Regions from separate parts of the Homo sapiens genome. Here region 2 is linked to region 1. A link is a loop called in an ENCODE intact Hi-C map of the cell type or tissue named here. Cell type or tissue: OCI-LY7. All regions are shown on one strand. Links, peaks and the distances in the headings refer to the core of each region. The heading gives the core; the rest is flanking DNA. Region 1 overlaps PIK3AP1 (phosphoinositide-3-kinase adaptor protein 1). Region 2 overlaps PIK3AP1 (phosphoinositide-3-kinase adaptor protein 1).

Region 1 (15,392 bases), core at 3,241-11,240:
CCGGGCATACAGTGAACTACACAGAAAACTCTGTTAAGTGAAGGGAGTCTGTTTCTAGACAAAGAGCATTTTGGGAGGGAAATCAGAACAAATCCCTGCATTCCTGGATGCTCAGGGCTTGTACTTCAGATCCCAAGCACTTAAACTTCATGACTTGCAAATTAAAAATAAACCAACATGTACTGAAACCTGCCGGTCTGAGGAGAAAGTGCAAAGTTCTTTCATTTCAGCAAAGAAAAACAACAACAATGATAAGGAGACTCTGGGGCCACAGCCTCCTTCTGGAAAAGCCAGCTATAGAGTCACACTGCACTGTACTTGAGGAGTCAGCCAGAAAGAACCCACTCCTGGAATGCAAGAAGCTTGAACAGTGAGAGAACACCCAGGCAGGCACTTAATTAAAGAATGAATCAACAGCAATAGTGAATTCTCAAAGACACCCATATGATACTCCTCCTGGGACACAGACCACTTAGCTGCAGTGGAAACTCCATCCAGATTATATGCTGTTAATTTAATAGAAAACCAAGTGAGTATATAACACAGTGAAATGTCAGCTACTGAAAGACTATTCTTCTAGAAAGGCTTTCAAACCCTGAAAGTAGGCCAAAAGAATTTTTTTCTCCAGCAAGAATCTTTTGTGGCCAAAAAGAGAGCCTTAGAGCAAGGAGCATCGTAGCCAAACATTTGAAGAGAACCTGGAACACAATGGGTCAGTTTGCCTCCAGGTAGAATGGTTTGACTGACCATGTCAGTAAGAAAGTCTAGCTTTTCTGTACCCTAAAGAATTAATGGGATGGAAGAAAGAGGGAGAGGAAGATGTGGGAGAGATATACAATCACACACACACACACACACACACACACACACACACACACACACTCTGTGATAGTTATTTTATTTTTTGATTCAGGGTCCCACTCTGTCACCCAGGCTGGAGTGCAGTGGTGCAATCACGGCCCACTGCAGCCTTGATTTCCCAGGCGATCCTCCCACCTGAGCCTCCTTAACTACAGGCATGCACCACCATGCCTGGCTAATTTAAAAAAAATTTTTTAGAAGTGGGTTTTCGCCATGTTGCCCAGGCTGATCTTGAACTACTATACTCAAGCGATCTGCCCACTTTGGCCTCCCAAAGTGCTGAGATTACAGGCATGAGCCACCATGCGTGGCCTATGATGGTCAATTTTGGGTGCCAAATTGACTATATTAGGAAATACCTAGAGTGAGGGTGTTTCCAGAAAAGGAGCATGCGAGTAGAAAAGATCCACCCTCAAGGTAGGCAGGCATCATCTAATCAGCTGAGGGCCCTAATAGAGCAAAAACAGACAAAAGGCAAACTGGTCTCTCCCCAGGGGCTGGCATACACTGCCATACACTCTTCTACTCCTGGTTGGACATCAAACTCCAGGCTCTCCACCCTTTGGACTACAGGACATACACTAGCTGCTCTCCCCTTGGGTTCTCAGGCTTTCGAGCTCAGACTGAGAGTTACACAATCAGCTTCCTGGTTCTGAGGCCTTTGGGCTACGTACTTTGGACTTCTGAGTTGATGCTGGAACGAGTTAAGAGTTTTGGGGCAACTGGAATGGAATGAATGTATTTTGCATGTGAGAAGGACACAAATTTTGGAGGCTAGGAGCAGAGTGCCATGATTTGAATGTGTGCCCCAAAATTTCATGTGTTGGAAACTTAATCCCTCCATCCTCATGAATGGATTAATGTTGCTATCGTGAGAGTGGGTTTGTTATCACAGGAGTAGCTTTGTTGTAATAGCAAGACCTCTCTGGCTCTCCTGCTCTTGCCCTTTTGCCATGTGAATACTTTCCACAATGTTATGATGCACAAGATGCCAGCACCATGCTCTTGGACTTCCCAGCCTCCAGAATTGTGAGCTAAATAAACTTATTTTCTTTACAAATTACCCAGTCCATGGTGTTCTGTTATGGCAACAGAAAACGGACTAAGACACACACACAGACACACACACACACAGACACACACACACACACACACACACACGAATAGCAGTGTAAAATTAGAGGGCTAATGAGTGATGGCTGGCATTGGCAATGAAGAAGGGGCTGCGGATAAATAGTTTAGGAGAAGCTGCAAACAAGTTCTGTGGTTTTCTTATGCAGACAAATGCCTCAGTACAGTACCCCTGGCAAGCACAAAGACCCTCTGCCATGCAGGAGTGAGTCTATGGGATGCATTTGTGGTGCTGTGCAGTGAGTCGCACGCGGTAGCCCACCTGAACACAGTCCCACCTGCATTCTCAAAGCAGTGTCTTTTTCCTCCACAGCACTGTCACAGTTTGTGGTTATATATTCAGTTATGTGGTGTTTTTGTTTAATATTCAGCTCTCTCACTAGAATGTAAGCTTTGAAAGGCAAGTTTCATGCCAGCTTGTTTACTGACTCATCATCACCTGGCACAGCGTGATTTAAACACATGAGAGGTTTGAAAAATATTTTTGAATGAATGAATGAACGAACTAATAAAGGAAAAACAAATGAACACATGAATATGAAGGCATTTGGGCTTTGTGAAGGAATCTGGGCATTTCTCAAGCCGAGAAAAGAGAAAGGCAATTTAGGCAGAAGGAAGAGTCAAATGCAAGGGAACATGAAAGAAAAGGCAGCTTGTAGTGACCAATGGAGTTACTGCCACCCTGAGATGTCTCACACTCGGGGACACCTAACAGATGTCTCAGTACCACCTATCAGGTGGGTGAGGTCTTTACACTGGAATACTGACACACTATTCCACCCACAAAGTCGAGAATTACATCTTATTTTCTGGTAGCTCAAATTCAAGAAATCGCTGAACACCTATTGTGTACAGCACTGGGATAGGCACTGTGGATGATACAAAGCTGTAAGACATGCTTCCTATCGAGGCCAGGAGAGGGTAACCAGAGAAGCACGTATATAACTAGAGCCCAAGGGGATGTGTGTGCAGTGTCCCAAGGTAAGCGTGACCTGCAAGCTGTGCAGGTTCAGAGGGGAGCAAGGTTGCTGCTGTCGATGGGGATTTTATCTTTAAATGTTAAAACATTCAATCCAGTGTGCTTTCACTAAGTCCCTATGTCCCCAACATAGTTCTTGTATTTATGGAGGAGCAAAAAGCAACAGGAAGTCAAGAGGTACACTGAGCTCATCTCCCTGCTCCCCAGTGGGTTCTGTCCTTGCAGGTAAGAACTCATGCTGTGCACCCAGGCCCACGGGCCTTGAAGCATCTCTTGGCTCTACTCGCCAGAATCTTGCCAAAAGGGATGGCAGGAGGATGACAGAGCCTCAGCAGTCACAGGGAGGGAGGCTCCTGAGAGAAAAGGATGCAGATAGGAGAGACAGTATGTTTCATAAGCAAACCAGTAATGTAGTCATTTTGCATACAAATTGTCCTTCAGTTGGTTTCAGACCTACAGGGCTGGGCTGTGAGGTCCTTTACAGTCCCCAAGTGTGCCCCCAGCTCAGATGGAACCCAGCTTGCAGAGAGGGGCTGTAATCAGAGAGCTCAGGTAAAGAAAACACTGCTGGAAATGATCTGTTACAAAGATGCCAGTTACCAGGGAGGTTGCTAAGGGAAGCTGGCAAGTTAGCTAGAGCTAAGTCAGCTCTCCACTACATAAACACTTGAGCTACAGAACCATGAGGTAGGGATCAGGGGTTCAGAAGAAAAGTTCAATGTAGGGGTAACATGAAGCAGAACAGTCCTCTGGGATTGATTAGTGAGTCTGCAGTTTCTAACGGCAAGATGATAATGCCTTTCTCTTTTCGCTCCTTTCGCTTTATGGAAGAAAAATGAGGCTCTCGGGTATTGAAGCAAAGCTACAACCCACAAAGCAGATTACCCTGGAAACAGACTGGACAAGGGCCTCCCAGAACTGCCCCCCCAAGGCCATTCTACCCAGAGCCTCAGAGAAGTGACCAGTCACTGGGCAAGCTTTCAACACAAAATTAATTACCTAGGTCCAGGGACCACCAGGACTACCATATCATTCTCCAAGGTAAGGGCAGGGGACAAAGAACTAAGTGAGAAAAAGATGAGGAGATAGTGAAAACACCCACGGACATTTGCCTTGAGTTTTATTTAATGTTTGCATAAGCTTGTCCTTAATAAAGACATTTTATCTCTTACATAATAAGGTGTGAAGGTTGATGCTTTAAATATGTGGGGTCTTTTTTTTTTAATTTTTGAGACAGGGTCCCATTTTGTTACCAGGCTGGAATGCAGTGGTGCAGTCATGGCTCACTGCAGCCTTGAACGCCCAGGCTCAAGCGATTCTCCCACCAGAGCCTCCTGAGTAGCTGGGACCACAGGCATGTGCCACCACGCCCTGCTAATTTAAAAAAAAAAATTTTTGTAGAAACGAGATCTTGCTATGCTGCCCAGGCTGGTCTCGAACTCCTGGGTTCAAGCAATCCTCCCGCCTCAGCCTCCCTAAATGCTGGGATTACGGGCATGAGCCACCATGCCCGGCTGATCTGTGGGGCCTTGATCAAAAAATTCTTAAGAGAATTGGGAGCAAAGCTGAAGGTTTGATAACAAGACACGTAGTTACCACCTGGTGGCAGCATATCTAAACTAAAGACTTGTGAGTGTGCCGTGTGTGTGTGTGTGTGTGTGTGTGTGTGTGTGTGTGTGCGTGTGCATGTATACACCCACGCAAGCAAGTTCAGGGGAAGAAGAGATTGGAGCAGAATTGTACAATCTCAGGGTCAGAACCCAACACCTCTCTCCAGCCCCATTTCAATTAACACTGGGAGCTTCCCCTATAAGCTTCCAACTCAGGTGGTTGCCTTGGATTCTCTTTGGAGAAGCAACCTCATTACCACCCCTTTCCCAAACTCAAGTCAGAAAGATTTGTCCCAACAACAGTTAGGTGATCTCCAAAGCAGTGATCTGAAAGTGGCCTAAAGCCTGCCACCCTAAAGCCTGTTTGTCCTGTGAGCGAATCAGTGAGTGAGCAAGTGAGTGAATGAACACAGCCTAATTTCCTTAATATGGTTATTTTCAGCCTCCAGGGTTACCACAGTCAATGGTGGGGCACTGATAAACGTGGCAATCTAGACATTTAGAAATAGCTCCTGTGTAAGTGTCCCTCTCAGGGCTGACAAATGCAGACCCTAGAAGGGCAGGCCAGGAGAGCCCTACATTCCAGTGGGACAGCAGACAGATTTGCCTCCTGGGAATTCGAAGACACAGATTCCTGATCCAGTCCTCCCTTGATGGGACTTAAGTAAGTTACTAAATCTTGGAGCCTTAGTTTTCTTTCCTGTGAAATGGAGATCATCCTATTCACTAAACCCTGGGATGGTCAGATGAGATCACGGGGATACAGGCAGTCCATGGACTTTTAAAGGGCTGCCAGATGTTCCAAGTTATTATTCTGCTGGGCGGTGCTGCAAATACGCATTTTAGATTTAGCAGTTTGTCCTTTATCCTACTTCTTTATGAATTAAGCTGCCTTGTCACCTACAGAGCCACTGTTAGTAAAATAAATTATTCCTCCCCAGGTCCAAGTTGCTGCTGCTTCTGAGCCAGGAGGTAAGCGATCATTCTCAAGGTTAAACTTGACGCCACAGAGACAGAAACACAAACCAAACCATGTCTAGAGTTAGAAAATTCAGAGTTCACATAACTGGGGAAATGAAAAATGTGGGCCGGGCATGGTGCCTCACGCCTGTAATCCCGGCACTTTGGGAGGCCAAAGCAGACGGATTGCTTGAGCTCACAAGTTCAAGACCAGCCTGGGTAACATCACAAAATCCCATCTATATGAAAAATACAAAAAATTAACTGGGCATGGTGGTTCACACCTGTAGTCCCAGTAACTCGGGAGGCTTAGGTAGGAGGATGGCTTGAGCTGGGGAGGCAGTGGTTACAGGGAGCTGAGATTGTGCCACTGCACTCCAGCCTGAGCAATAGAGCCAGATGTTGTCTCAAAAAAAAAAAAAAAAAACAGAAAGAAAGAAAGAAAAAAAGAGAAAGAAAGAAAGAAAGAAAGGTAGAAAGAAAGAAAAAAAGGAAGGAAAAGAAAAGAAAAAGAAAAGAAAGAAAAATGTGGTGGGTTTCCTTTTCCCATGCAAAAAGTAGCCAAATTTGACAGGCTGCCTCCCCGCTGGTAGCCTCCTTCCAGCTACACGGCATCCAGAAGCCCCCTGGCCCGGGTGACTTCACAAGTTGCCAGTTGGCTACAAACCAGGCTAGCTCCAGAGCACACTGCTGCCTTGGGAAGCCCTGGTAAACCTCACTGATCCTGCTGTGAGGGGCCCAGCAGACCAGGAATAATGGAAGAGACACCTGTGGCATTCCCTGCAGGTTTCCAGTGCTGTGGTGGGAGCATGGCATGTGTTAGAACATCCAGGGGGACAGCAAGTGTAAGGCTCTGTCAACACTAAACTGCCAATAAAGTAGGGCATTCTTTAATTGTCCAGTAGTTTCATAGCAAAGACACAGGGCAGAAAGGATGATGCAGTCTCCAGATTCAAGTGGGTACTGGTGGTTCTCCAAGTGTTCTTTTGTGAGTGAGTCCCTATTCCACAATGGAAAGGACTGGGTCCTACCCACTTCCCCGCCTGTATCTCCAACACCCAGAAGACATCAGTAACCGAAATGTACTAGATGCTCCAGACATGCTTATTAGGTATATGGATAGGATGATGGGCAAGGCTAGGGGGCGCCAGAGGCTGCTTTGTTATCCAATATCTGGAGCTGCAGATAGGGGAAGAAAGGCTATAGAGGCTAGATGGTTTTTCCAAAAGGAACCACGACTAAAATGCATGGTGTTGGATAACAATTTCTGCAGAATATGGTCCTAATGACAGAGAAATCTGGATTCAAATCTGGGCTCTATCACTGATTGGCTGTGACACTTTGGGAATGTTCAGCCCCTCTGTGCCTCTGTTTCCCCATTTGTAAAGTGCAGGTAAGAAAAGCATCTTAGTGGGGTAGCTTTCGGACTTCAGGTCCGAAATCAAGGGTGTGGATGGTAGCGATGGTGCTTTCTCTCCCCACATCCATGCCAAGGCACAGCTCATTCTGGAAGAGCTTCCACCAGCACTTCTAAGCCTCCCAGTTAGGTGACGGAGAGGAGCTTTTATTGCTCTTTCCCCTAAAGGAGCACCCAATCTGAATGGCAAACACCTAACAACCTCTGGACCACATCTTGCAGGTTCTGGGGTCAGTGTCAAAGGCCTGCTGGCATCAGAGACTGCCTCTGGCCCTCTGACCAACCTATGCCTTCTCTCCAAGGCATCCTGTTGGTGCCTGCTCTTCCATGAGTTCATGGATGGGAAAGTCAGGCCCGCCTCCCTGTGGGCCCAGGGCCCTACTGTCTTCTTTTCAGGCTGAAGGCTTGTAACACTCAATATAGCCCATTCCAGAAATTCCCCCATCCATAATGCTGATACCTTGGTTGATACTTCTCTTCCTTGAATCTATTAATGAAAACCAGAGGGAAGGAGGGCTAAGTCTCCGGTGGTGCCTCCGCATGCTTAGCATTTGGTAGCGAATGATGGTAACACATGAATAAGCCTCTTAGAGGGCCTGCTGTGTGGGTCTCCTGCTTCAACTCCAGTACGTGCGTGGAGATCAGATCCACTGTTACCCAGATCAGCGGTTCTCAAGGGTGGTGGCACTGCCCCCTGGGGGCGTTTGGAAAATCTATGAGGGTATTTTGGGTGGTCACCAAGGAGATGGCATTTAGGAAAAGGGGGAAGGACCCTAGACATCCTGCTATGTGTGGGACAGCCCTGCCCAATGAAGAGATGTTTCATGTCCCTCGTGACTTTCAAATATTTCCCTAGACATACACATAAGTTTTAAAAAGTACGTATGATACATATTTATACCTATGTGTATATTTCTACATATCTGTGTATATGTACAAGTATGTCTGTATTTTTAAATTTAATGTCAGCAGATATAAGCAAAAATATAGACAAATATACCTCATTTTATTACTAATTATTACCAATGCCATATTGGCTGGGAGTCACAAGTCACAGAACTTCTCTCAACTCAGTTAAAGATTCCTATTTTGTTTTGAGTTTAGGTGTTGGAGGGGAACTTCTACTGCTCATTCACTTTTGTCAAAAGGCATTACTTTTGCATTGGAAAAAACAAGATAATAAAAAGTGGGCAAAGTTTGTTAGACAGTTTATAAGAAAAATCATGATCCTGAAGAATGATATTTTGAAAATAAGCTTACTATATATTAATGCAATAAAATCAAATTACCCCTCGCCCCCCAAAAAATCTGCTTATTATTTTCTGAGCCTAGAACCTAAACTGTTTCACATATAAACACATCTTATTTTTGCAAACACTTAATTTTTTAGAAATTCAATTTCTATGAAAATGGAAAGGAAATCATAAAGAGTTGTTCACCATCTAGGAAAATCCAGGTGCCAATGCCAACATTATTCCCATCATTTGAGCCACCAAGACTGCAAACGTGTCAGTCAATGTTTGAAGCCGTTGACCGTGATTCTGAGTGTGTCTGCATCTGACTCTTTTGTCATGACTTCTGGTGCAGGCATGTTTGAGTATGTCCTCTTCTTTAATTTCTCTTTCCTATTTCAATTAGGGCAGTATATTTGATTTCTGAGAATTTTATATGTAGGTAGGTTATATAATACATAAACCTCATGTCAGAGTAGGAAAATGTTTGTTATAAAAAGGACCCCTGGAGACTGAGGGCTGAGAGCCACTGATTTGGCCTCTCAGATCACGAGGCAATGAGTTCATCAATTCTGACTTCCAGATATTTGCTTAAACTCTCCCAGCAGTCATAACAGAGGAAGTTTGGAGAAGAATTCTGCTTGTCACAGCACATGACTCCAGCCCTAGCTTTGTGTAAAACAGGACCTTCATCTCTCTGGGGTGAAGTGAGGGTACATAGGGACTGCCCCGCGCCATCTTCATCCGGAATGAAAAAAGCTGTTTCTCAGCAGAAAGGTGGAAGCAGAACTGGGTTGTGCTACTTACAGAGGTCTTCAGTGGCAGCTGGGACAAAGGCAGCCATGGACTCATAGAGATCCTCGTCACAGCCGGGGTTGAGCGAGCATTTCATAAGCAGGTCTGTGGAAAGGTGGGCCATGGACTCGTACACAGCATCAGCCTCCTCCCCGTGCATCAGTTCCTCTTTAATGTGACTCTTGAGCATGTCCACCGTTTCCTGAAAGAGAAGATGAGGCCCACGGCGCCCTGAGGCAGCCTGACTTTCCGGGTGGAACTTGGCCCCCGAAGGCACTTGTGGCCAGCAAAGTAAAGGCTCCCATGAGTCAGGATTACAACTGGTTGTGTGTATTTGTATTTTCCCACCTGACTGAACGCTCCTTGAGGCCAGGCTTCCCACCTTTTTTAGTTTATTTCACGTTTTTGTTTTAATCTTCGTATCTTCCTACAACACTAAGCACAGAGTTAGGCACTCAGGAAATACTCGTTAAATGTCCACTGACCAGAGGATACAAATTAAAAATTACTTTCCCATGGCCTGATGTGGTGGCTCACACCTGTAATCCCAGGACTTTAGGAGGCCAAGGCAAGTGGATCACCTGAGGTCAGGAGTTCGAGACCAGCCTGGCCAAAATGGCAAAACCTCATCTCTACTAAAAATACAAAAATTAGCCGGGCATGGTGGAGCACGCTTGGAATCCCAGCTACTCGGGAGGCCGAGGCATGAGAATTGCTTGAATCCAGGAGGTGGAGGTTGCAGTGAGCCAAGATCGCACCAGTGCACTACAGCCTGGGCAACAGAGCAAGACTCTGTCTAAAAAAAAAAAAAATACTTTCCCGTGAGCACCTTTTAAATGTCAGGTACAATGCTAGGTATTTGCCTATACCCTATCTCCTGTAATCCATTCCACTACTGCTTGAGAAAGGTATAATATTCTCTAGTTTACAGATGAGAAAAACAAAGCTCACAAAAATCTAGTATCTTACTCAAGGGCTTGCAATCCTGATTTCTGATACTTCTTCTACACCCTAGTGGTTCCTCCAAAGGGAAAAAAATGACACAAGAAGGTGTGACCTTTACTGACTAGCCACGCAGAAATTCAAATGAGCTGAACAGGAATGCAGCTAAGGTGTTCTCGCCCTGTGTGTAGTCAGAGGTCACTCCGCAGCTTGGCACACTAGCCCCTGTTCCTTCAGCAGTCTCCTCCAAACTGTCAGGAACCCTGACAGTTTCCAGGGGTTCCAGCCTCGATTTTATGTCCTATGTGCCCAAAAGGAGAGATGATCTTGGATAAAGTGTCCTGACATCAGAAAGGTTCTCCCCTGCCTCCCACTGCCATCCTGCCTCCATGTGATTGTGAAGCCAGAGAGGTGACTTCCCTGAAACCTCTGCACAACTTTTCCTGGTAAGAAACTTTGGTGTTTCACAATCCTTATTTCAGCATCAACCCACAAAAATCCTCATTTTCACCACCACTACCCTAAGATAGCTAATCTTTTATTGACACTTCGTTAGTTTCCTCACGAGACCCAATAAAACAGATGACAGCTGTGAAATGTTGGAGATTCCAGATCTCACCTTTGGTTTTGATGTGGTGAAAAAAGGAAATGGGACAGTTCTAAGAGGCCATAAGCAACACAAAGGGACAGTCTTTTGGTCACAATGCTGAAGCTGCATCGGTTGAAGGTGACCACAGGGAGAAAGCAAAGATGGTATGACCTAGATTGACTTCGGCACAAAATGAAAGTGCATCTTTAAACATCCCAGTTAAATACAACAGGATAACAAGCCCGGGCTTCAGTATCAAACTAGGTGCAAATCCTGTCTCTGCCCTGAATAGTCTGTGGCCCTAAGCACAGTGACTTTGCCTTTCTAAGCCGTTTTCCTCTTTTGTAAAGTAAGGCTTGCAATACTGTCAACTTCAAAGGATTGTGGTGGGGATTAAATGAGATAATACATTTTCAAATCAAATACATTCAATAAATACTAGTTACTACTATGAACACAGTAGGTTATTAATAAAAACTATTGGCATGGAAATGAAATGCTACATTTGGTACATTTGTGACTTTAAGAAAAAACTGAGTAAATACACCCAGACTGAGAGCACCTTTTAGACTTATTTGTGTCAGTGACGCCCAAAAAAAAGGACTCACACCATTTTATTCAAAACACTTATACACCTGTAAACACTGGGAAGTCCCCTCTGTGCCTCCGTGAATCACTGTCTTGTAGATTTTCCAACACAGAGCAGAGAGTTAAGTTTCTGGGGAGATATCAGGCTCTGTCCTGTCTGGAGGTCGAGAGCAAGACCGGGCTGTGTTTATTGCTCCCTGTGAGGTCACAGCCCCATGCGAGAGGCTGAGCTATTCTCAGGTACCCTCTGGGAGTCTGTGAAGAAGGAGGAAAACCACGAGGGACTGGGATCAGGAAGAGCAGCTGCTTCCTAGGCATCAGAGGCAATATTGGGGCATGGAATAAGATGTAGACGTGGGGTGCGATCAGCCTCAAAGAAGGACCCAGAAGTCAATGTTTGAGGAGGAGCTGAGGGCCCCAAACCAGATGATCAGATAAACTGGGCATACCTGCCTGTCTTAACATGGGACCCAGGCAGGGGGTTAGAAAGAGAGAGCGAGGCTGTCAGCAGGAGGTGGGCCTTAGAGTTGCTGCCCTGATGCCTTTCCAGGTGCACAGCTTTATTGAGGTTTCTGCTGAAGAAGAAACCAAGCCTAATACAGTTCACCGGGGCCTGAAGGCGGGTGAGGCAGCTAGGAGCATCCCACCATGGTGCCCTGGAGGCAGGTGAGGAGGTGGGGGGAGATGATCAGCCTCTACCTTCAGCAGATTCACTCTATAAAGGTTTCTGTAAATTCTGTGAGGGTGAACCTCAGTGCTTAATAGAAATGATTTCCTTTTACCTTCAAAAGAACTCTATGACTCAAACTATGATTATCTTCCTTCTGCATATTAGGAAACTGAGAGAGGATACGTGACTTACCCAACGTCACAAGGCTAACAAGTGTTGGTACAGGAATTTGGACCCAGGTCCATGTGACTCCAGACCTCATTTCTTAAGCCCACACATACTGCCCATGGCCAGAAGAGGTACATGAGGACATGCTAGAGATAAAATCTGTTCGTATTTTGGGTGAAAGGGCAGCCATACTACCACAGAGTGCATTTCCAATCCTGGGCCCCTCCTGCCTTGACCTTACCACATACTCGTCGATGAACTGCCGCAGGTCCCTGAAGCCGTGTTTCTCAGCGATGGTGTTGGGGTAGTGGCCATGCTTGTTGGCCACGCTGTACGCCTGCAGGGCTCCTGGGCAGGTGAGCAACAAGGCAGTGAGGTTCTTCAGTCCATACTTCGCAGCAAAATGCAACAGGGTGGGCAGCTCTTCATCCCTCTGATCTGAAAATTATCAAGGAAAACTTAATAGGCAGATAAAAATAAAGGCACAGGGTGCCCTTGTTCATGGAGATGAAGCTGCCAAGACTAGCATGGCAACAGAAAGCACTCAGCCATTACTTATTGATTGACTGACCTAACATCTAACAGCTTCCTTCAGGACACCACTGAAGATCATGTCCTCAGATGCAGAGGACATAATTTTTTTTGTTGAGATGGAGTCTCACTCTGTCACCCAGGCTGGAGTGCAGTGGCGCGATCTTGGCTCACTGCAACCTCTGCCTCCCAGTTTCAAGTGATTCTCTCGCCTCAGCCTCTCAAATAGCTAGGATTACAGCTGTGCATCACGCCCAGCTAATTTTTGTATTTTGAGTAGAGATGGGGCTTCACCATGTTATCCAGGCTGGTCTCATACTCCTGACCTCAAGTGATCCACCTGCCTCGGCCTCCCAAAGTGCTGGGATTACAGGCATGAGCCACCATACCCGGCCATAACATTTTAATTAATTAGCAAATCTAATAATGAATACCCTACCATCTTCTCTAACAGGACTGGAGAATCCTGAGAAAAAGTACCAGTTCAAAATGTGCCGGGTTTGTTTAAAGGCTTAACTAGCAGCCACACAGTACAATAGGAATCATGTTTTGAACTTCTCTGCAAAGTTCAGAGCATGTATTTCTTAAAGCTATTGTTTCGTGCTGATTAAAAGAAAGCAGTTCATCCTCTTAGCCCTTATTCCTAATTTCATGATAAGTACACCAAGTAATCCTGGGTATGTTCCTTAGACTTTCCGCTGCCTTTAGTTCTCAACCAGAAAATACTTCCAGACTATCTCAAAAGGACCTGGGAGGATAAGTAAGATAGTATTCAGCAGGGTTCCTATTTAGGAGAGATTTTGAATGTTGGTCTTAATGCACACAAGCCCCACCAGGACGTCAGTTCACTCTCTAATTGGTGAAAAGCAAAGTACTCCAGAGAGGTGCTGGGTCCCCACGGACCCCCTCCACCTACTGACATCTGAATACAGCAAGTTAAACTCAACCAAGAAAATGGACATGTTTGTGTTTGCGGAGCTGGGGACAAATCTCTTTTTTCATAAACGTTTATTTTTAAGCCCAACAACTTTATAGACATACATTTATATACAAATGTATATTTTTTAACATGACAAACCCAGCCTTCTATTCCAAATATGACCTTGGAATGAAGGGTCTGAAAATATTCCCAGGATCTCAAATTGTCAGGCTATGAAATACTTTCTTCTAAGCCCCAAACTTAATAGAGAATAGTCACATCTACAAAAGTGCTGCAAGAACATTCCATAGTAGGAAAATGGGGAGAGGCAATACGAAAGAGAGTCCCCCAGGAGAAGGCCTCGAAAGTCATGTAAACTCACCCTTATGGTTCTCTTAGACTACAGAAGGATGGAACGTAGGCAGAAGGTAACCAGAGACTTGGGTCCCATTTGTGTAGTGCAACCATGGCATGAAGGAACGGTGGTGTCCACAGAAACACTACAATAGGCATCCTGTCCAGAACACCAAGCATCATCCCCGTGCAAGGGGTGTGACTCTCTCAGCTCCCAGCATGTCACATGTGCACAAGAGGCTGCTCCTCCCTCATTAAACAACTACTTGTTTAGAGCCTACAAAGAGCCAGCCACCCAGGAGCAGTTCCAGCCCTCACTGAGCGGACAGCCTAGCAAAGAAGACAGACACAGCTGAGGAGTGCTAGGTCAATGGCACCCAACATGCTGGTGGTCGGGGGGTGCCAAAGCAGGTGAATGGAACCTACTGGAGGTTTGGAGAAGGTCTTCTAGGGAAGTGCTACCTAAGCTGCTACAGGGAAGTGAGAGAAGTTAGCCAGGTAAACAGCAACCAAGGCAGGAAGGAAGGACTATCTTTCCATGAGTCTAAGTGGCAAGAGACAGGTGAAAAAAGCTCATACCTCCTGCAGATCAAAGCATAGAAAAGACAAGAGGGAGTGTGGAGAGAGATGAGGGCTTGTTCACAGGTTAAGCAGTTTGGATTTTATCTAGAAGGCAACTGGGAACCTCCCCTGACAGTACTTAGCTTACCTGTTCCTCATGCTATCCCTATGAGGAATAATCATAACAAGCTCCATTGGCTTACGCCAAACCAATTTAAAATCACTCATTTCCTGCTCCTCCGTAAGCCACCACATGTGTTTTGAGAAGGGGGTAAAGTATTCAGATTTGCAATTGAGAAGAATGAGGCTAACCAGTCAAGAATGAGTCCTTATCACAGGATAGGTTATAGAGAAGGGACCCAGAAGAGTTACAGCAGAAGGTAAACGCGTATGTTGATGGGATGCTGAAACCAGCAGGCTAGAATCAGCCCACGTTGGTTTCCTGAGGTTTGACTGTCAACTTACTTGTCATCATATCTTCTTCTTCCAGCTGGTTGATTCCAAAGAGGTGCAGTCCGCTTGCAGGGATATTGTTCTTCAGGGATTCGGTTAGCAGTTTATCAAGGGTCTCTGTGTTGTAGGGCACAATTTTAAAGGCCTGAAAACAAAAGTGAAGATGGTCAGATCTGAAATCCAGCTCTCTTCCATCCCGCAGATTCAAGACTGATAAGCCATGAGCAGAAATTACATGCCCAGAAATCTCAGGTTTCCTTGTAATATCCTTACCTGACACATGAATTCCACAGGATTCGCGGCATTGGACAATAAATTCCCAATTTCTTCCATGTCAGTATAATAGCTGATAACGGTTTCACACACCACTAAGTCTCCAGAATATATCTTCAGAGAAACGTTCCCAGATGAAAGGTCTGAACAGAAGAAAAGACACTATCAAAATTCCCAGGAAAAACAAGCATCCAGGGAAAAGTGGCTGTGGATATACACACTCCATCTGAGTGGTGAGGACACTAATTGGGGGCTGGAAGAAAGATCTTGGAGGTGAGCTGGGGCGGGAGTGAGGGAAAGGGTGGAGGTAGCAGGTGAGCAAACCAGCACATGGCAGGGCTCTGGGCCACAGCAATTTA
Region 2 (15,392 bases), core at 3,463-11,462, 52 kb after region 1:
CACATGGAGCCTGCCCATCCCTCTCTGCCATCAGCCCTGTCCCTGCTTTATCCTAAGGCCTGAGCCTGGAGTGGCATCTGGGTAGGCAACGGTTGGGAAGCTAGTTAGGGTGACTTATTCACAGAGCTGGTTTGGAGCAAATCTGATGGGGAGGCATGAAGGGGTGGGGGACAGGAAATTTCCCTTGAAGAAGCCTTGGCAGAGTAAGCACACTCTTTCTCTTCAACGTTATGTTTATGTGCCAGGGGGCTACTGCAGATTTAGGGACAAACAACTCACCCACCCACCCACAAGCACCTCATGGCATTTTCACTGTTGATTCGACAGGCACTTCAGGGCCTTTTGCTCCTCCCAGCCAATGTCATTCCCCACCCAGGATGAAGATGAGGCCTTGCAAAAACACACCACCTGAGCCCTCTAAAGTTCATAAATAGTGATAGTAAAGGGGGTTGGTGATAAGAATCAAAGGGCGAGGATAAGTCACAGGAACTTAGCACTTGATACTATCTCAATAAAATACGAGGCCATGGAAATGTGCTATGATATATTCCTCAGAAAATGTTTATAACATGGCTCTCATTTCTTTCTAAAATTAATTTTCTAATTAAAACATAAAAATTACATATATTTATCATGTACACCATGATGTTTAAAAATATGCACACATTAGGCTGGGCGCGGTGGCTCACGCCTATAATCCCAGCAGTTTGGTAGCCCGAGGCAGGTGGATTACTTGAGGTCAGGAGTTCGAGACCAGCCTGGCCAACATGGTGAAATCCCATCTCTACTAAAAATACAAACATTAGCTGGCGTAGTGGCACATGCCTGTAGTCCCAGCTACTCAGGATGCTGAGGCAGGAGAATCACTTAAACCCAGGAGGCGGAGGGTGCAGTGAGCTGAGATCATGCCACTGTACTCCAGGCCTGGGTGATAGAGCAAGACTCTGTCTCAAAAAAAAGAAAGAAAGAAAGAAAGAAAGAAAAGAAAATATGCATGCATCATAAAGTGGCTAGATCTGGCTAATTAAAATACGCATTACCCCCACCCCCCATCTTTCACGTAGGTAGGATCTACATGTGCTTATCTCTACATCCAACCGACTAAAGAACAAGAGATAGCCCTTTAGCTGGACCATTTCCATAGTTTCTCCAAATGCCATTTTGGTCACATTGCTGTCCCAGGCAACAGAAGGCCCTCTGAGATAAAATGGGTAAGGCTCTTACCACATCCTGATGTTGAAGGTTCTTCTTCCACTGACTCAATATAACCTTCATAATCATTTTTCCCCACTATCCCAGACTCAGGCCACTTCTCAGCCCAAATGCAAACGCATCCTGTGCTTTCCTCTCCCTGTGCCTTGCCCATGGAGTTCCCTCGTCCTGGGATGTCTTTCCCTTTAATCCTTACCGATGCCTCTTAAAATCCAACCCTCCTGGCCGGGTGTGGTGGCTCACACCTGTAATCCCAGTACTTTGGGAGGCCGAGGCAGGCGGATCATGAGGCCAGGAGATCAAGACCATCCTGGCTAACATGATGAAACCCCGTCTCTACTAAAAATACAAAAAAAAAAAATTAGCTGGGCGTGGTGGCGGGCGCCTGTAGTCCCAGCTACTCAGGAGGCCGAGGCAGGAGAATGGCGTGAACCCAAGAGGCGGAGCTTGCAGTGAGCCAAGATCGCACCACTGCACTCCAGCCCGGGCAACAGAGCAAGAGCAAGACTCTGTCTCAAAAAAAAAAAAAAAAAAAAAAAATCCAACCCTCTTAAAATCCAATCCTTTCTTTCAGTGTCATCCTCTCCATGAAGTTTTCAACTGTCCACCCCATTGAAAGCCCTTTCTTATTTTGCAGATTCTATGTACATGCCAGTCCCACAGCAGGCAACTTCCATGCTTAGGAACTGAACTCACCCACTGAGTTCTCCGTCTTCCCTCTACCCCACAATCATGCACCATGTCCTGCTGGTCCTGTCTGCTTTTTACCCCTCCAAAGTGTTCCTTCTTCTCCTTACTCACTGCCCCTGCTCAGCGCAGGCCCACAGCACCTCTCCCCTGAAAGAATGCAGCAGCCACGTGCCCAGGATCCAGCCTCCAGCCTCCAGCCCTGCCTGACATGGCCATTCCAGGTGTCAGTGTTCTCTCTTAAATCTAGTAGAATTCTGTTCTCTGTTACTACTGTCCAGGAATCCTAATCTGCCCTTCAGAGCATCTTCAGACTACACTGTGCTTATTTCCGCATAAAAGTCCTTCACGTGTTTGAAGGTAATTATCATGTATCTCCTTGGTATTTTCTTCTTTAGGAAGACAGCAAAGTATAGAGGATGAAACTCTGAGTTCAGTGTTGGAGGCCTGGGGCTTTTGATTCTAACCAGTTGAGTATCCTTGGGCAGGTCATTTGTCAATGCTGAGCCTCTGTCCCTCAGTTCCACCCCACCCCAAGTCTCGCTCTGTCACCCATACTGGAGAGAAGTGCAGTGGTGCAATCACAGCTCACTGCAGCCTTGACCTCCTGGGCTCAAGTGATCCTCCCACCTCAGCCTCCTGAGTAGCTGGGACTATAGGTGTGCACCACCATGCCCAGCTAATTTTTTATTTTTTTTGTAGTGATGGGATCTGACTATGTTTCCCTGGCTAGTCTTAGACTCCTGGGCTCATACAATTCACCTTGGCTCCCAAAGTGCTGGAATTATAGGTGTGAACCATTGCACCCAGCCCAAAAGTCCAAAATTAAACACTCCCCGTTCTTTCTCTATTCCTCAGGCCCAGGCATGTGTCCAGATCGCTCATCTTTGTGTCGCATGATAAGAACAGCAATCTCCTTTTGGGAAAATCTTGACCCCTCCACATTCACCAAGTGGTGTGAATGGCAGCTGCCAAGTTTTTAGAAAGCCCACACTCCAGGCTACCAGAGTGGACCAATCATAGTCCTCTAATCTCCTGGCCACAGTTAATCAGCCTAGAGTAAGGCACCTGATCAATTAGATCCTACCCTGAGATTTTTAAATTTTGGGCCAGAGAAAATAAACATTGGTTCCTCTTTAGGGCTGGAGTTGGAAGACGTGAGGTATGGAAGCTCCTAGGGGCTGTAATTCTTCTTCTTGGAGATGACTCATCAGAGAGAATGATGCCAATATTCGGAGACATAGAAATGAGAAGTGAAGAGGTAACTCCAGGGAGTTCCAGTCCTTGGCTCCAGGTATCTCTGAGGACCAACTGCACCCGTTCCCTGCCCATAGCTTGCTTAATTCCTCTTTTTCCCAGGTTGGAGTTCCCTCCTTCCAAGCAAACAAGCACAAAGCAATACATTAGCCTTTCAAAGCAGGCCTCACATGGAGACAGCTGAGGCTTGTCTGTACCTCCCCGAAACCCTCAAACTAACTCCCCACTCTCCCCACCTCCCGCAAACAGCAACTCCAGATGGGTAAATGGAGTTTGTGTATAATACAAGAAAGGATGTTATATCTTGCTATATGGCCACTGTTCGCAAGGGAAACTCAAGATGCACCTTAGAGCAATTGTGCCCCCTTGCTGATTCATACTGAGCATGTGGTCACCTCAGAACTTGAGCTGTTTTTCATGTAAACTGTGGAAGCCAAGCCTTTCCCTTTGCCATGCTATGATTGTACAGTTGGGTTTTATTTTATGTTTTTCTTGGATGGGGGAGGTGGTGGGCAAGGCTTGGGACCTAATTGCAATAATTCAACACTTAACTTAGTTAAATGTTATACGTTGGACTGGGGCCAGTGTTCCAGCCCATCGGGATTGTTTTAACTCAGGATTCCATCACTGATGGCAGAATTTCCCAACTGGTCTACCAATAGAATGAATTACAGACGTGCCAGGATATTCATTCCTTTCATTCTTTGCTTGGTGAAGTGAAGCTTGGGACACTTAACCCATGTTAGTGGCTCCTAACTCTTATCATTTTCTGAGTATTCCTATTTCAAGTTCCCATAGTTATGGTAACATTGGGAAGGTAAATGTTTTATAACATAAAATTATTTACTAACAAAAAAATGCTCATTTATGAAATCAGTCCCTACTTAAACATCTCTGCTTGCTTAATCTTGGTGCATGTTTTCATCCATCAGGTCATATTTTTGTTGCTTAGTCTCTCCCAGATTTAAGATTTCTCCACAATAAACTATGAGTGCAATGTGATTTGGTTTTACAGGGTAATTCTAGATTTTGCAAAAGAGAAATTTTTTGAAGTTGATGAAAGTGATGTTGGAAAACTGTATCACAAGTAAAGCTGCTGACAGTTAGAGAGGTTACCTACTGGACAGAAGAAAACCCATACAGATGCTTTCCAATAATCAAAATCAAATAAGATCACATGGTGGTTAAGAGGAGGCCTTAAGAAAATTGTAAAGGTCAAATGTGTTGTGAATCATATTTCAATACAGCTGTTTTAAAAAATCAAATGTGAACTAAGAAATGTTATATTGTGGCTGGGTGCAGTGGCTCATGCCTGTAATCCCAGCGCTTTGGGAGGCCAAGGCAGGCAGATTACAAGGTCAGGAGATAGGGACCATCCTGGCCAACATGGTGAAACCCCATATCTACTAAAAATATAAAAATTAGCTGGGCATGGTGGTGCATGCCTGTAATCCCAGCTACTTGGGAGGCTGAGGCAGCAGAATCGCTTGAACCAGGGAGCTGGAGATTGCAGTGAGCCGAGATCGCCACTGCACTCCAGCTTACTCTGACAGAGCAAGATTCCATCTCAAAAAAAAAAAGAAAGAAAGAAAGAAAAGAAAGAAATGTTATATTGTTTTAGCATAAAATTACGTCATAAAAATGTACTCAAACCCTCCTGTACAAAACCTAACAACAATTGATTTAGTCCTTGTGGGGTTTTAGAATTAGCCTATAAAAGGGGTATAGCTCAGTGGCAGAGCATTTGACTGCAGAATTAGCCTATAGCTGAAATTATAATCAAAACTGTGTTAATATAATAAATAAACTTATTTTCTTAATGTTCAGTTTTGTTTTTCAAAATAAAAGTCCCAATCAAGAATTTATTTTTGTATTTACTATGAAATTTTAACCCAGGCTTAATTGTATCTACCTTAAATGAGCTTTTCCCAGGATCAGTTGTCTTCAGATTATGAGGGCTTCCTAAACCTGCCTTGTTGCCATTCCTGCCATTGTTGCAGCTTTCATCCATTGCTCCTTGCCCTGTCCACTGTAGAAACATAGAAAAGGCCCTGCCCCTCTGTTCTTCCATGTGACAGGCCTTCAAAACTCTGATAGTTCTCGTGGCTCCAATAAAACTTTTCTTTACAACAAGTTCACTTCCTTCAACTATTTCTCATCTGACAGAATTTGAAATTCTCACATTCATTCTATTCAGTCGTTCAACAATTTATTGAGGGCCTGCCATGTCAAGTACTGTTACAGGCCCCAGGAAGACAGCAGTGAGCAATCCCCCCAACTTCCCACCCCACCCTGCTCTTCTGAGGGAGGCTTCCATTCTGTTAAAGGGACAATAAACAAAATGGGCGAATAAATGAATGGATGGCTGGACAGATGGACAGACGGATGGATAACTGGATGGATAGATGGAAAGATGAATAGTTGGATAGATAGATGAGTGGATGGATGGATGGATGGATGGATGGATGATTTGTGTGTGTACTCCTCGTTCAGCCTGCCACTAAAATGTTGAATACTTCTCCAGATAAGCTGACAAATGCAGGGTAGAGGAAGAGCTTCTTCTCTGATGCCAATACTTCTGTTCATAAACCTTCACGTAACACTTTCTTGGAAGTGACATTGCTCTGTTGACTCATGTCTTCAACTAAAGCCACCAGATCTTACATATGCTACTCTTAAAATACATATCCCTTTATCCTGTTCTTGTGCAACTGTTGGACTCTGTGCAGAATTTTATATTGATCCTTATTACTTTGCAACAGACACACATTTAGAATGTAAAATCTGCAAACTGCGGGAACATATTAATATATGCACATCAGCATCACTGCTGTCTACAAACTTAAGAAGTAAAATGCTAATTTTAAAATTAAGTGCTTGAATAAAGCTACTCTAAAAGTTTAGATAGTCCTAATTACTACTATGAAAAAATGACTGCCCTGCCTGAAAGCCATAGTTAACCTGGGCTCTAGGATACCATTAAATAGCCAAGCATGTAACATTTGCCATAATTACAAGCTGGGCCTTTTCTTCTCTTTTTCAAGATGGTTGCTCAGGACAGTCATTTTTTTCTTTAAAGGATGCTGTAAGGACCTATCAAAGAGGCCCCCATGATATCTCAGGTCTGCTTTATGATTCAAAGGGAGCATCCTTCATACCTCTGGATACTCCTGGCATTAAGTAATAGGGTAACACTGTTTAGTGTCCCTCTCCTGCTAGGACACATAAACTTCACAATGGCAGGGGGTGCATCTGACTTTTTCATCAAGTCTCCCCTGGATCTTGCACAGTGCTGCACCCATGGCAGACACTCCATAAACTCAATAAATATTTGATGAATATAAACATAAATTTACAGTCTCATCTATGCCACTAACTGTGTAATACTGGGCAAGTCATCTAACCCCTCTGGGTCCTACTTTGTTCATTTTAAACTAAAGGGATTAGTCCAGATGATCCCAAAGTTTCCTTTTCCCTTCCCTCCCCTCCCCTCCCTTCCCCTCCCCTTCGCTTCCCTTCTCTCCCTCCTTTCTTTCTTTTTTTTTTTTTTTTCAGGGTCTCCCTCTGTTGCCTAGGCTGGAGTGCAGTGGGGCTGTCCTAGCTCACTGAAGTCTTGGATTCCTGAGCTCAAGCGATCCTCCCACCTCAGTCTCTCAAGTAGCTGGGACCACAGGTGCATGCCACCACGCCTAGATAATTATTTTACTTTATTTTTGTAGAGATGGAGGTCTTGCTATATTGCCCAGGCTGGTCTCAAACTCCTGGGCTCAAGCAATCCTCCCGCCTCAGCCTCCCAAAGTGCTGCACTGGCCCTTTTCTAATGTTCATATTCCATATTTCCATCTTGTTGACTCAATGGCTTCTTGCCTCTGTTTCCCCATCAAAGACTCTAAAGCTAGATTGTTTTGCAGAGTATGGGCAAGTTTTAATCACATGCATGCCCCGGACCATGGGAAAGACTAGGGCAAAACACTGTTTTAAAGGATTTCTATAACCTACGGGGATTCCTAATTCAAGTGACTACAAAATAAAAATAAATATTTAGTCTGCCAAATAACTATACAGTTATTTCAGCATTACATTTTTCCAGAAAAAAATCTATAACACAAAAACACAATCACAGTCAGAGATCTTTTCTGGCAACAAACTCAGGCTTTGAGCAAGGATATTCAGAAAATTTTAGAAAATAAAAGGAAAACCCTGGTTCAGAACAAGTTAACAGGTTGGTTCTGTTTGGAATACTAAATGCCAGATCCTGCAACAGAAATGTTTTCCCACATTTCACATGCTCTAAAAGCCGAGTCAACTGCTAGTGCTAATATTATTCTATCTGCTAGTTATGATGAACGTCCTTCCTATCTTATTGCAAGCTTTAACTGCAACTACAGCCTCAAACATTAGCTGTACATGTAAAAAGAAACTTATTTTAGTCTAATTTAAAAGTAGAGCATTTTCATTTCATCATCAGCCTCCCCCGCTATTTCCTGTGTTATCAGATGTTGGAGAGTAAACCAGCAGTCTGTGAAACTGGCAAGCTGGTAGACAAAATAGGCATATTCAACCAGCATTTTCTTAAATAAGAACCTAAGATGGTCTGACTTCTTAATGGTGATGGAGAAGATGCACATATTCAGAAGTTATAAACCCAGAAGAAAAAGTACCAAGGAATTCCCAAAATGACTAACCCAATTCTAGAGGTTTCCTCCAAAACTCTATAGATTGCCTCACTTTTATGCTCTCCTTTAAAAAAAAAAAAAGACACAGCCAATTTAATCTCTGCAGAGACAGACCTATACATATCCCAAGGAACTAACAATTCCAATTGTTAACTAGCTCCTAGACTGGCATACTTAATTCTTCTGTGGGACAGGTTGTTGTATCTGGCACATTTTTAAGTATGGACACAGAAAAATACATGTGCTGTGTAGGCTCCTGTTTGAACTTGAAGAGTAATTTTCTGTTTAGAAACACCCTATGTTACCGAAGACAAATTTGCTCCATGGAAATGGTTGACAATCCAAAGGGCATCAAGCCTCTACATAAGATGCTCATGGGAGGGACATCTTTTCTGCAACTGGGACATTCAAAATGGTCCCAAGAGTTAGGAAAATGGATAATAACTCATGAATATACTCACTCCTCCAGTCATCCATCCAACCACCATTTACTAGGCATCTACCACACATAAAACATTGTCAGTAAGAGACCAGTATTGTTTTTCTAAACGTAAACAGTGAAAATTTTAAAAGTCCCCAAGTTTTTCCCCACAGAACAGGCAATTTTGATCAATTACTGATTTTGTTAATTTTTCTGTGTCTTAGAAAACCAACTGTCCTATTTCAGTCTAAATTTTACCAAACTGGCTGAAACTGAAAATTTTCTGCCCAGAATGAAGACCATATGACAAGCCCTATTGTGGTTTCAATAATTTCTCCAATGGGCAGATCAAGAATCATTTAAGGCATTAAATCATCCTCTTTCCTGGGCCATCTCAGACCTACTCTGGGTCATGTGAATGGCTGGTGGAAACCAAATTGAAAAGCTGCGAAAACATCCTGTAATAACAGGGAAATTAACAAACCCATTCTGTAATGCATATTTACCCCCATTTCCTCTGCCCCCATTATCTTTCTATGAACCCACATGCATAAATCTTCATGCAGACCATAGTAAACAGTACATGTAAAATGTTAAATACATACATTCCTTCATATCCACACAGATAATGGTATAATGTGATATACTCCTAAGACTCAACTTGAGCTAATGTCCATAAACAGAAAGTTATTATTAATGCATTTAAAGTTTCATTTAAAATTCTATTGTGAAGGATAATTTGTTAGCTGAAGTGAATACACTACCATACCTTGATAGGATTTGGAAAAATATTAGATCGAGACCCAGTAATGAAATGCAAGGTATGTAAAATCACACATAGTTGGAATTAAGAAATTTCATGGTTGTAAATGTCTGAGATGTCAACATATTTTTCCCATAAGCATTTTAAAGAGAACAAAAATAGATACAGAGTGGCCAAGTGAATTGCCTCAGGTGGCTCAACCAGTTTCTGTAATCTGGAAATACACACCCTTATTCTCTTACTGATTGTCATAAAGATTGTAGTAACCTAAGAAGACATCAGCCTAAATTTGACAAGAGTCAAAATATGACTCCGTGATAAGTAGCTGTTCTCTCGTTATAGGTATTAGCCCACCCCGAGTGAGTGACGGTGCAGTCATTACAGCAATAACACAAACCAATACCATGTTGCTTCCACTTATCACATCACCCTAATGAAGCTAAGGAAAAAGGCCACCAGGTCTGTACACGCGAACTTAACTTGAAGTGTACCCTACTTGGATTATCTGAGTGCAAGCCCAACATCTTCCTCTAGAGTCTATCATTTTTCTCTTCAAAATTCCTAACTAAAAGTAAAACAGGCTGGGTGTGGTGGCTCATGCCTGTCATCACAACACTTTGGGAGGACAAGGGGAGGACTGCTTCAGTCCAGGAGTTCGAGACTAGCCTGGGCAACATAGTGAGATCCTATCTCTACAAAATAAATTTTTTTTTTAATTAGCCGGGCATGATGGTGCATGCCTGTGGTCCCAGCTATTCAAGAGGCTGAGATGAGAGGATCGCTTGAGCCTGGAAGGTTGAGGCTTCAGTGAGCTATGATGGTGCCACTGCACTCTAGCCTGGGCAACAGAGCAAGACCCTGTCTCAAACAAACAACAAAAAGTAACACATGAACACAGAAAAATTAAAACACTGGAGAAATGTCTAAAACAAAAAGTTCCAAATGTCCTCCATCCACCCAAAGGTAACCACTATCAACAGTTTTTTGTATATCCTTTCAGGAAAAAAAGTAATGCATATACCAACATAAATATATTTCTTTTTAAAACATACCTAAATCACATTATACTATACACATTCTTCTGTATCTTAGTTTTTTCTTTTTATAAATCCTGGCAGACTTTCCATATCAACACAAAGAGAACTGCTTGGTTCTCTCTGAGGTCTGGATGGTATTCCATTGCATAGATGCAACAATAATCTATTTAACTGGGCCCAAGGCCAAACATTATTTTTTGAAGGGCAGACGAGCACCCTGGTTTGATTCTGTCCTCACAAAGGCTGCCAGGAGCTCCGTTTCATTAGTTCTGATGGTAAGCTGTCATTTCGAGGACAGAAACTCTATTGTTAATCAAAGCCAATTTTGTCTCAACTAACACTGTATTTCTGGAGCTTGGGAACAAAGCTAAACAGGTGACAAAATATAGAAGGGAACAAAGAAGGGGGGAGTGGGAAGGAAAAACAAGAAAGAAGAGGTCAGTAGTGAGGGAAAGAAAGAAAAAAATAGGCCGGACGCTGTGGCTCACGCCTGTAATTCCAGCACTTTGAGAGGCTGAGGCAGATGGATCACCTGAGGTCAGGAGTTTGAGACGAGCCTGGCTAACATGGTGAAACCCCATCTCTACTAAAACTAAACTAAACTAAACTAAACTAAAACTAAACTAAACCAAACTAAACTAAACTAAAAACTAAACTAAAAACTAAACTAAACTAAACTAAACTAAGCTGGGTGCAGTGGTGCATGCCTGTGATTCCAGCTACTCGGGAGGCTGAGGCAAGAGAACTGCTTGAACCTGAGAGGGAGAGGTTGCGGTGAGCAGAGATCATGCCACTGCACTCCAGCTTGGGTGACAGAGAAAGACTCTGTCTCAAAATAAATAAATAAATAAATAAGTAAAATAAATAAAGCAGTGTTATACAACATTCCAGCACCTGGCAGATGCTCATTCAATACCTTTGAAATGACTGAATAAATGAATGAGTGAAGAAACTAGAAGAAGTGTACTTTTAACACTTAAAATATTAAAATATTAGGCCCGGCGTAGTGGCTCACGCCTGTAATCCCAGCACTTTGGGAGGCCAAGGTGGGTGGATCACCTGAGGTCGGGAGTTTGAGACCAGCCTGGCCAACATAGAGAAATCCCATCTCTACTAAAAAAAAACCCCACAAAATTAGCCAGGCGTGGTGGCGCACACCTGTAATCCCAGCTACTTGGGAGGCTGAGACAGGAGAATCGCTTGAACCCAGGAGGTGGAGGTTGCAGTCAGCCGAGATGGTGCCACTGCACTCCAGCCTGGGAAACAAGGGCAAAACTCTGTCTCAAAAAAAAAAATTAAAATTAAATTATTAACTGATAGATGGCTCCTATTCTCTGAAAAGTAAACATTCTTTTTGAGCTTCACTGTCCAATATGGCAGTCACTGGCTACATATGGCTACTGAACATTCGAAATCTGTGTTATCTATAAAACACATACTAAATTTCAAATATAAAAGAAAGATGTAAAATATCTCAGTAATTGTTACATTGCTTATATATCAATAAGAGAATATTTTAGATATATTATTACATAAACTATATCATTAAAATTAATTTTACTTGTTTCTTTTTACTTTTTTTAAATTACTGCAGCTGCTAAAAAATTTTGAATTTCACATATGGCCCACATTATACATTTTTTGGATAGCGCTGGTTTTGAATGTAGACACCATCACAGCAGTGACTGTCTTTCCTGCTCTAACTGAGCACCCAACACAGGGCCTTGAGAATATAATAGATGCTCCATAAATAACCATCAGATGAACAGTTGGCTCTGATTTCTACATAAGGCAATAACCAGGCCTTGGACTACAAGACAGGAGGCCCTCACCCTGATCCTAGCCCTAATGGAAAAGCAGGTGTGTGACTTTGGGCAAGTCACTGAACCTGCCTGGGCCTTGTTTCTGTCATCTTTAAAACGGAAATAACATTAACATCTGCCTTATAGGGAAGCTGCACAGGCCAAATGAAATAATGTCGATAAAAGGGTTTTGAAAGAGGGTAACACAGATGTCAGGTCCCTCCTGAATTCTACTATTCTCTTCTAGTAATAGTGCCAGGAGAAGTGAGATGCAAAAAATACTGAAACAACAGGGTAAGAAATTGACCGATAAAATTCCTACATCTGATGTTTCCATTCTGGCATACATTAGAAAATTCAGACAGAGACAGGTGCAAACTTGAAATTCTCACACGAGCGGAAATTTCAGCATTCGTGACTCCCTTTTCCCCGTGGCTCACCAAACACAGTTGACATAGGGACTTGCAGACACTTCTTTGAGGGACCATGAAAGTGTAACGCGAACAGGAGAAGGCCCTCTCTGGGTGGCCGCCGAAGCGGCAGGAGAGGCCGAGTTTACCACCCCACCGAGATCTCTCGGCTTTGCAGGAAAACTGTAATCCTGGGCGACTCTGAAGGCTCAGGGGAAAATTTCCATGGGCACAAAATCTATTGTAGGCATTAGTCCTCGTTAACTATTCCAGGAGCAGCAGGCAGTGACCCACAGTTAGGAGTGTGAACAACCCCTGATTCCGCAAGGCAGTTAGGGTATCAGGCAGGGGAAACCCCAAGTGACTCTTGGACAGGCTGTAGCTTTTTAGTGACATTGGAAGGATTTCACTATCCCAGCTGGGTATCTTCTTCCCCAAATCAAAAAGATCATTTCAAAAAGGAAGAGAAAAAGAAAGCGTCCTTCAGCAGGGGGTATTTAAGGAGGATCCTGGAGGAGGCAATTGCAGAGTGGCTTAACCCACAGCAGAGAAAGAGCAACCCAACAGCCCACAGGCACAAGGCACCAGGACAGCAGCACCACAATCGTTGCTTTCAAGAGATCCAAGCCTAGATTTTCCCCTCAGTCCTGCAAAGTGCCCCATAAGCCCCAGAAGTCGTCCATGACTTACCATCTGCGAGGCCACGACACCGAGCAGAGCGCAGCAACTTCCCCTTTGCTCAGAGGGTCTGACTCCCTTCTCTTCTCTCAGGGCTGCTGCCTGTGACGCGCCAAGGCCAGGCTCTGAGCCCCTTGGGACTACTGTGCCCATAACAGCCCATAATAGCCTATAACAGACCACAGGGCCTGAGCTACCGCGGGCTCCTGTGACCCAAAAACCGAAAGACAAGACACCAGGCATGGAGCAAAGCTCAAAGCTGGGCTGCATAGCAGAACCAACTTGAAGGCTTTTTCAAATTCATATTCCCAGGACAAACCTCTAGAGATTCCTATTCAGTAGGTCTGGGGTGGGGCCCAGGTATCCACATTTTAAACATAGTGCAGGGAAATTGCCAATGCTCAGCCTGACTTGGAAATTTATGGCCTGGAGCACTCAGGGAAGCGTCATTTTCTCTGATCCTTTCTCTTCCTTGAGCATTCTTCATTCTTTATCTCAGTGTGGAAGAGGAGGGTGGAGAGGAAAGACTTAGGGGAGAAGCAAGGCCAAGTGTAAGCTTTCTAGGCCCAAAGGCCCTGTGTTCCAAAGTGAGTTCCAGTGCTTACCCCAATCATTTAACCTCTCTGAACCTTAGTTTTCTCATCTGCAAAATGGCGCTGAAACCATCTGTGCACTTGGGGTTGTGGGAGGAATAAATACATGTAAAACACCTGATGCATTACACAGGGTAACTGTCATAAAAACCATTCATCTTCTTATGAATTATTTCCCTGAGGGGAGGAGGGTACACATTCTCCATACGACTATCCTTGCAAGAGAAACTGCAAATGTAAACGACAGACTGAACCAAGCATAAAGGGAATAAAATAAAATAAATAGCAGTAAGGAAGGCGGTAGATTCAGGTTGCATGGGGGAGGGTGGGGAGATGCTAAGAGCAGGCTTGCAACCCTGTCTCTGGGGACTCTATAGCAGTATGATCCAGAGGAAATTAACAGAGATTCACAAAGATTTAGGCATGAAGCTGTATGAACATTTATTGCAATATTATTTATAAAAGGGGAAAAATTAGAACTTACAGGGGTTTTTTTCTTCTTTAACATTATGACAAACACAAATTATTTCAGAAAAAAGTTTCTTTTTAAATTTAAGAAAAGTTACACAATGGAATATTTTTCAGCTATAAGAAAGAAGAAAATCTTGCCATTTGTGACAATGTGGATGAACCTGGAGGACATTATGCAAAGTGAAATAACCCAGATACAGGAAGGCAAATACAGAATGATCTCACTTATATGTGGAATCCAAAAAAGTTGAACTCATAGAAGCAGAGAATACAACGGTGTTTACCAGGGACAGGGGTAAAGAAGGGGACTTGGGAAGATGCTGGTCAAAGAGTTGAACTTTCAGTTTTAAGATGAATAAACTCAGGCCAGACGCGGTGGCTCATGCCTGTAATCCCAACAGTTCAGGAGGCCGAGGCGGGAGGATCATGAGGTCAAGACATCGAGACCATCCTGGCCAACATGGTGAAACCCCATCTCTACTAAAAATACAAAAATTAGCTGGGCGTGTTGGCACGTGCCTGTAGTCCCAGCTACTCAGGAGGCTGAGGCAGGAGAATCGCTTGAACCGTGGAGGCAGAGGTTGCAGTGAGCCGAGATCACGCCACTGCACTCCAGCCTGATGACAGAGCAAGACTTCGTCTCAAAAAAAAAAAAAAAAGAATAAACTCTGAGCATCTAACGTACAGCATGGTGATTATAGTTAATAATACCACATTTTTTACTTGAAATTTGCTAAGACTAGACTTTAAGTGTTCTCACCACACACACACACACACACACACACACACACACAATGGTAACTATGTGTGCTGATGTATGTGTTAATTAATTTGATTGTGATAATCATTTCACAAAGTATATGTATAAAAAAATCACTTTGTACACTTTGAATATATACAATTTTTATTTGTCAAGTATACCTCAATAAAACTAGAAAATATTAATTAATTAATTAGTTAATTAACTTAGGAAAACATTTTGGAATCTATTTGATTAGCTGAAAGCATTTTTAAATATTCCTTTATTTTTCTTTTTCTTTGAGACAGGGTCTCGCTCTGTCTCCCAGGCTGGAGTGCAGTGCTGCAATCACAACTCACTGCAGCCTCAACTTCCAGGGCTCGAGCAATCTTCCCACCTCAGCCTCTCCGGTAGCTGGGATCACAGGCACATGCCACCACGTCCAGCTAATTTTTGTATTTTTTGTAGAGACAGGGTTTCCACCACATTGCCCAGGCTGGTCTTGAAATCCTGGCCTCAAGCAATCTGTTCCCCGCAGTCTCCCAAACTGTTAGAATTACAGTTGTGAGCCACTGCACCCAGCCCTTATTTTTTCTTTTAAACTGTAGTTTAATATTCAGACTAGAACATTAATATCAACAAAGGC

What was found. Hi-C counts contacts between places; a loop is a spot of excess contacts. Peaks named below come from ENCODE experiments on the same cell type or tissue, not always from the same donor. Only the 100,000 strongest peaks of a DNase experiment are listed, where the experiment ranks them.
Region 2: a loop joins it to region 1, with 3 times the contacts of the local background. A loop is called at or near these places in 8 of 110 quality-filtered maps.

What each region holds. Positions count from the first base shown.
Region 1 is chr10:96,636,476-96,651,867 of GRCh38, forward strand. PIK3AP1 (phosphoinositide-3-kinase adaptor protein 1) reads right to left here. Exons shown (of 17, transcript NM_152309.3): 5 at 15,034-15,176; 6 at 14,773-14,905; 7 at 12,184-12,380; 8 at 8,998-9,187. Among named protein-coding and RNA genes, the nearest start is that of TM9SF3, 57 kb to the left of the region's middle. RefSeq lists an enhancer at 8,997-9,066. In OCI-LY7, for the core only: CTCF peaks have their summits at 4,574, 4,773, 6,695, 7,633 (motif pointing left) and 1 weaker place; DNase peaks (open chromatin) are centred at 4,576 and 6,686; H3K27ac peaks cover 2,364 bases.
Region 2 is chr10:96,687,848-96,703,239 of GRCh38, forward strand. The region is part of intron 2 of PIK3AP1 (phosphoinositide-3-kinase adaptor protein 1); the gene reads right to left. Among named protein-coding and RNA genes, the nearest start is that of PIK3AP1, 25 kb to the right of the region's middle. RefSeq lists a silencer at 7,662-7,711 and enhancers at 12,496-12,996, 12,605-12,654, 13,245-13,364, 13,425-13,514. In OCI-LY7, for the core only: a CTCF peak has its summit at 3,548; DNase peaks (open chromatin) are centred at 7,644 and 9,425; H3K4me3 peaks cover 4,705 bases; H3K27ac peaks cover 5,236 bases.